Linked DNA regions of Homo sapiens: region 2 is linked to region 1. The links are chromatin contacts, found by Hi-C or POLR2A ChIA-PET in ENCODE. All regions are on one chromosome and are shown on one strand. The core of a region is the stretch at or near the end of the contact, and the rest is flanking DNA. Distances in the headings are between cores, read along the strand shown. Region 1 has its middle 62 kb from the start of ACKR3. Region 2 overlaps ACKR3 (atypical chemokine receptor 3).

The links. A loop is a pair of places that touch in the nucleus more often than their neighbours do. ChIA-PET counts read pairs that join two places held with the same protein, here RNA polymerase II (POLR2A). Pooled maps may share reads with other maps.
Region 2: a loop to region 1 is called in a map of posterior vena cava, with 2.5 times the contacts of the local background. The contact joins two enhancer-like sites. A Hi-C loop is called at or near these places in 13 of 168 maps with a recorded cell type or tissue (aorta, ascending aorta, cardiac septum and 10 more) and 11 of 50 pooled maps. POLR2A ChIA-PET finds 5 or more read pairs at or near these places in 1 of 52 experiments (WTC11).

Annotation. Positions count from the first base shown.
Region 1 is chr2:236,629,819-236,633,099 of GRCh38, reverse strand. No RefSeq gene overlaps it. Among named protein-coding and RNA genes, the nearest start is that of ACKR3, 62 kb to the right of the region's middle. Within about 2 kb of position 1,506, at least 2 of the 41 ENCODE cell types and tissues checked have a DNase peak (open chromatin) inside an H3K27ac peak, as active enhancers do.
Region 2 is chr2:236,577,365-236,580,645 of GRCh38, reverse strand. It overlaps ACKR3 (atypical chemokine receptor 3), which reads right to left. Exons shown (of 2, transcript NM_020311.3): 2 at 1-206. The coding sequence starts at 180. Among named protein-coding and RNA genes, the nearest start is that of ACKR3, 9.2 kb to the right of the region's middle. RefSeq lists enhancers at 56-708, 1-1,085. Within about 2 kb of position 1,510, at least 9 of the 41 ENCODE cell types and tissues checked have a DNase peak (open chromatin) inside an H3K27ac peak, as active enhancers do.

The DNA.
Region 1 (3,281 bases), core at 257-2,756:
ACCACCCACATCCCCATCAAGCCCACCCTCCATGTTGCATCAAGCAGCTCCATGACCACCGGAACACTGGGCAGCCTCTAAGCCTACAGAAGGAAGACCAGGACCCTAGGCATGAACCGCAAGTCCTCCCTCTGTGTAGCAGCTCCCCCTGGCCTTATCCACACTGTATCCCAGGAATGCAAAGCCACCACTGTTCCCAGCCCATCTTCACTCCTCTTCATCTCTTCATCCTTCTGCCTGCACTACCCCCTGACTACCTGCCTGACCAGCTCCTATTCATCCTTTGAAACCCCACTCGGGCATCCTCTCTGAATGGTCCTAGCCCCCACAAGGTCAGCTAATGTATGCCCCTCTGAACTCCTGCCCTGCTCAGCTCACATGACTTATGCGTAGCTGCCCTGTGGATGCTCCTATCCTTTCCACACCATGGCTGTGAGCTCCATGAGGCCTGTCTCATCCTCTTCCAAATCCTCAGAGCTTCCACTCTGCTCAGCACACAAGAGACGCTTAGCACAGGTGTGTGGAGCCCAGACTCCATCTCCCTCCTCAGGAACACATCACACTAACCGCCTATACCCTTGGCAGGATGTGACAAGAGGGGCACGTCCCCTCTGCGGGCTCTTTCCAAAAACCCACAACCCCGATCTAACCATGACAACAACCACAGACGAACCCAAATGGAGGGACCATCTAGAAAATGTGTGATGGTGCTACCCCAAGTCTCTCCAAGCAAACAAGCAAAGGATGGGAAGGACCTTGCTGTGAGTCTGAACCTGTGGTTTGTAGCAGGGGTAGGTCTCTGCGTTGCTCCGGCAGTTTACAGTCAGGAGATCACTCTTACCAGCCACATGATGGAAATCAAGAAGGCGGCTGCCCCTCTTCGCCTGGTCCCCCTGCCAGTCCCCGCCTAGCAGGCACAATGGCCTATTTTAACAGCACATGTCTCCCCAGTGATTACCCCTGGCCTTGGCTTGGAATGAAATGCCCTGATTGGAAGGGCCCTGCTTGAACTGGCTCTGCCTCTGTCTCAGCCTTCACGTCACCCCCGCTCTCTTCTCCCTGCAGGCCAGCCAGGCCGGAGGGACCCCTTTCCCCGCTCACACACACTGCCTGTGCTTGGTCTGCCCTCCCCTGCGTGCTCCTCATACGCCCAGCTCCTTCCGATCCTTCTGGTCCCCTCTTCAATATCTCCTCCTGCAAGTGGGCTGCCCTGCCCACCTGAGTGAATTGCACCCTTCCAATTCTCTATCACCACTTGGGAGTTATGTCCCAAGGTGCAGCCATCCTCCTCATTTGTAAGTCCTCGAGTCCTGTCCACCTCCCAGCTGCACTGCAAACTCCTGCAAGCAGGGCTGGTGCACAGGGTCTGCAGCCCGTGCGCCCAGGGCCCCACTGCCCCAGGCAGGCCCTGCCCTTGCACCCTTCATCCTCACCGAGGGGCAGAGAAAGTAGGGGGTGGCGGTGGCTGGAGTTAAGCGTCATGGAAAGACTGAGTAAGCCCTGGAGCCCGATAGCCAGAGCCACGAATGTGACTTTCGGGAGGTGGATCTGCTGCAGAGCCTGCTCTGGAACACGCAGACACAAGCATCCACTTCACGAGGCTGCAAGGATTAAATAAGATAATGTATTTCAAGAGCCAAGTGCAGTGTCTGGCACAGAGTGCATGCTCATTATCCTCTAATTTTTTAAAGATATGATTAGGCTGACAGTGCATGTTGTTTAAATCCTTGCCAAAAGCAACCCCGTTGCTATCGTTCTTCCGTATGCTTGTGCATGTTTTATCTCGACTGTAAGTCAAGAGAAAACAGTCCATTAAAAAAGAGACGTTAACCTTCTACCTTTCCCACATATCCCAAATTCCAAAATGATTGTAACAATACGTGTTGAAGCAAACATTTCTTTTTCTGTGGGTAGGAAATAAAAAGTGAATTTTAAAACTGTTCAGAGTTGGAGGACAGCAAGTTCAATGCATTTGCACATGTGCCCTGCAGTCAGAGAAAATCAAAAAAGAAGACAAATCTGAACAGAAAAATTAAAGCAAGAAAATGAGACCTTGAAGCTCAGCCCTCAAGCCTGTCTATGCCTTCAAACCTCCTGGTCAAATCTAAAGAAAACCAAAGTCTTTTCCTGAGTATTACCTACCACACTTACCAAAAAAAAAAAAAAAAAAAAAAAAAAAAAAAAAAAAGATGTAAAATGGTGGTTAAGGCATAATTTATAGTAATAAAGACAAATGTATCTCAAGGAAAACAGAAAGCATAAAAGAAAAGAAAGACAGAAACCCCCAAAACAATGGGCCACTGTGGCGAGGGCTTGAGTAGTGACCCTGGGCCAGGCACAACCATGCTCCGGGAACAAAAATAGAATCACAGCATTTGCTCGGAGAGAGGATGCATGGAGTGGCGAGGACGCGGCCCAGCCTGAGAGACCTGTTGTAGGCTCTGTCCTGGGTGCATCCAGGGTCTTGCTGGATCACTGAGACATGAGAGGGATGAGAGGGACGTCGTGCACAGCAATAAAGAGACCTCTGGTGAACTCCCTCCCCATGAGAGTCAGATAGTCTCTGCTTCTGGCTCTGCACAGACTGGCTTATTTCCACTAAGGCCACTAAGGGCCACTAAGGGTTGCTTGTCACCCTGACAGGCCCAAGCAATAGCCAAAGCTGTACCCTGGACAGAGTCAAGACACACAGACTGTAGCAGCTGGGAGGAATGTTAAAGCCCTTGCCTCCTAACCCTGCAGGCTGCAGGTCAGAACGGGGAGCTCAGGGTCAAAGCGTCAGGTTCAACCCATGGTCCAGGGCCCCGTGAAGACAGCAGGCTGCCTGTCTTCTGAGCTCAGGAGATCAGGCCCAGACTCTCAAATGAACAATTACTCTCCTGCCCAGGACTCTGGCATAGGAAAGTGCCTAAGAGCTTTGATAGCAGTATTGCCAGGCAGCCTGCTCCAGGTCTCAGCACAGCAACTTTCCCTTATTATGTCCTGCGCCACCAGAAAACGCACAACTGCACAGAGTGGGGGCGAGTCCCAGGATCCCAGCAGGCCGGACTCCAGAGAGAGCAGGAGGGGCTGCCTTTCAGCTGAGCAGGCCACGGCTGCTGGTGAAAACTCCTGGAACCTCTGGTTTAGGTTGAGTATGATGGGTTGAATGGTGGTGGCCCCCAAAGATATGTTCACATCCTCCAACCCCTGACTGTGACCTTATTGGGAAGAAGAGTCTTTGCAGATATTCTCAAGTTAAGGATCTTCAGATTAGATCATCCTGGATTAACTGGGTGAGA
Region 2 (3,281 bases), core at 261-2,760, 52 kb after region 1:
AATCATGCCGATGACGAAGATGAAAATGTAAATGAAGGAGAGCGTGTAGAGCAGGACGCTTTTGTTGGGCATGTTGGGACACATCACCGTGTCCACCACGATGCAGTCGCTGCTGTTGCATGGCCAGCTGATGTCCGAGAAGTTCCCTGGCTCTGAGTAGTCGAAGAGATGCAGATCCATCGTTCTGAGGCGGGCAATCAAATGACCTATGAGAAAACCAAGCAAACAAAAAAGATGGAAGAGGAAAGTCACTTCATTAGGAAAAACTCAAGTTTCAGGCAAAAATGCTTTTCCAAGGCCCTGATAGGCTCAGCTGTTTGGGTTTAGCTCTGTAATGTCTTTGCAAAGAAGGGAGAAAAAAAATTCATAATAAAACTCTCCAAAACAAAATAAATCATACTCTGAATCTAAATCCATGTGGTGCTCCAAGACAGAAACTGTGTTTGCTTTCTCCATCTTTTCATGGCTGTGTTCTCAAGACACCGCCAGCATGGCTGTGCCCAGTGTGTGAAATCAACACAGTACAGGGGCCAAAGAAACGTCAGGCAGCTGAGCCCCGGCCACCGCGATGCTGATGGCCTGCTCACTCTCAGCAGGGGACAGTGGAGCCATTTTATCTAGGTCCCCAAAGAATGGCAGGGTTGTCCTCTCCTGGCACTGCTGTATTACAAGTGTCCTGCTTTGGTGTCTTAATGAAAGCATTTCAAATCCTCCTCCAAATTTGCATTTATAATGTGACTCAGCACTTTTTACTTGTCTGCTAAATTCACATATAAACCTGGGTCTCAGGCGGCCCCAGTGTGCAGTCATAAAGCCTCTGGAAACACAGTGAGCCTACGCAGGGTGCCCCACAGCTTAACTGCGCCCCAAACCTGAAGACTCTGGGTTGGCCGTGTGGTTTTCAACGAAGGGCAACCAACCAGCTGTCTCAAGCTTTGGGTCAGCACCTGTTTTTCCATTCCTTTATTTGTTCAACTGCTTCAACAGCAAGGTGTGCCAAGACTCAAAACACAAAAATCACCACCTGCTGCATTTCAGGAGGGCTGACCATTTTCCCAACTGTTTTCCCTGCTGACCTGAGGTGAGACCAACACTCCATCACCATTTCACTCCCAGCCAGAATTCAGCCACGGGGTACCATTGTTATCTGGCACTGATTTCTTCAGATAGACTGACAGGGGCTGTCTTCTACTGTCAGTCCGCCCATGGGAAGGCCCTGAAATCCCTCCAGGCCACAGTCCTGGGTCAGCAATTAGCCCTGCCTGAACCCCACTGTAAAATGAAAACCTCAGCCCAAGGATGCACTGTTGACAGTGACATAGTCAGGTGGTTGCCCTTCCCCCTCACCTGTCCCAGGTAATGACTGGCCTAGAGTCAAGACATTATTTACCGAGTTCATTTAAAGTGGATTCCAGGTTACATATGAGAATTTCCTGGAGGATCAAGGACAAGGGTCAGGGGATCAGGGTCCGGGTGGCTACGCTAGCGGTATGCAAAGCCACAGCTGGGAAGCCGCCCACTCCGAGATCAGACATTCCTGGGTTGGGATTCTGGCTCCTCTATTCATTAGCATTTACCTTGAGAGTTAATCTGTCTGCATCTACCTCCCCAGGACAGCAGCACCTATCTCACAGATACCCTAAGAAGAAAGAAGAAAGGGCCTAATTGAGAGCTTGGCCCTAGCCGATGCTCAATAAAACGTCACCCCCTTCTCCCTCCCTGGCCAGGAAGAAAGAACCCTGGGGATTCTCCCACCTAAGGGAGCGGTTTTTCCCTTCAGCAAAAAGCAGAACCTTGTTTAATTCTATTCCCCTGGAAACCTGGCTCTCACTGGCTGAGTAGTAAATGCCCCCGGGGGAGCTCGCACAGAGACTGGGTTGTTTGATGGGCTTCTCCTTTGGGACAACTTGAACAGAATCCCTGAAAAGTGAGAAATTTCGCGGCCTCGGCTCCACAGCCTCCACATTCACAGCAGAGGACCTGGCGTGAACCCCACTTAGCGGAGACTGTTGCGGGCTTCTGGGCACTTCCCTCTGCGGGATGTAAATGACTGTGGGGTCCCCTCCTCGTGACCTAACCTGACTCAGTGTCCTCCACGGCTGACAGAAAGGGCTGGGCCTCCCAAGACAGCCGCATCCCCTCCACACTCTGAAAGCCTTCCATGGAGGGAACCACGCTGGTCCTGCAGCGGGAGGCCTGGCCGTCCTCAGAGTCACCCACTAGGAGGAATCAAGCCCTGTGACCACGGACTTATGACAAGCCCTGATGCCCAAGCATGGGAGGCTGCCCATGGAGGTGAGCCAGGTCAAGGTCAGGACAGAAACTCAAAGCAGGAGGCTTGGCACACTTGTCCTAAGACGCAGCTCTAGAACTCCAAAAGGACGTAGGCCCAGCAGGGAGCTGAGGACACCCTGTCCTGCCAGACTGCCTCCAGGGTGGACGGGCAACCCCAGGCCGTGCCTTGAAGCTACTATCGCCATCTTTCCTTGGCCACCAAATGACCCAGAGCTGACGTTCCACTCTCCACCCCGTGATGCCAGGAGACAAGGATTTCACCTTTGCTCTCCCCACATGGCTCTACTGCAACAATCCTTGTTCCTTTCTCCCATTTCCTTAAAACGAAACACATTTGCATCATGGCTTGGTTTCCAAAACACTTTCCCCCATGATCTCATCTGACCCCAGAGTCCCGGGGAGCAGAGGAGCTTGAATGGAGGACCGCCCCACAGCTGGGCAGCAGCAGGGACAGCAGCTGGGTCCAGAGGGAGCTCGGCTGGCGCCTGGCTTGGGCTCCCTGCTCTGTCCCCACTGGCACAGCCACACAGCAGAAGCTGCCATAAATCCTGGGGTTTGGGCCATTCACAGGGGCTAGAAAGAAATGACCCTCAGTCTTTGTTCGCCCGAACTTGGATCCCGAATCCGCCCCACCTCTCTCCCCCACCATGGTGACATTCCTCTGGCTCAGGTCTTACTTGCCCTCCAGTGTAGAGACATGTCAGATGCCGGCTGGCCAGGCGCCTGGCCACTGCTCAGCATGGACAGGCCCCAGCAGGAGGCAGGGTCACTCAGTGAGAAGACGCCTGGTTCCCACATCTCGAGTGTGTCCTTCCTTCCAGTTCCTCCACTCTTAGCACAAAATAGACACTCACCCGCTTTGAGCTACCAGCAGCCTTCAGTATTCTCAGAGCCCAGAGTGGGACTGAGAGGTGGAAAAGGGCTCAGGGACCCCCATCCAGCCCTTGGCTTTCTACCTTTGCCTCTTTGGGTGACGAAAATTTGAT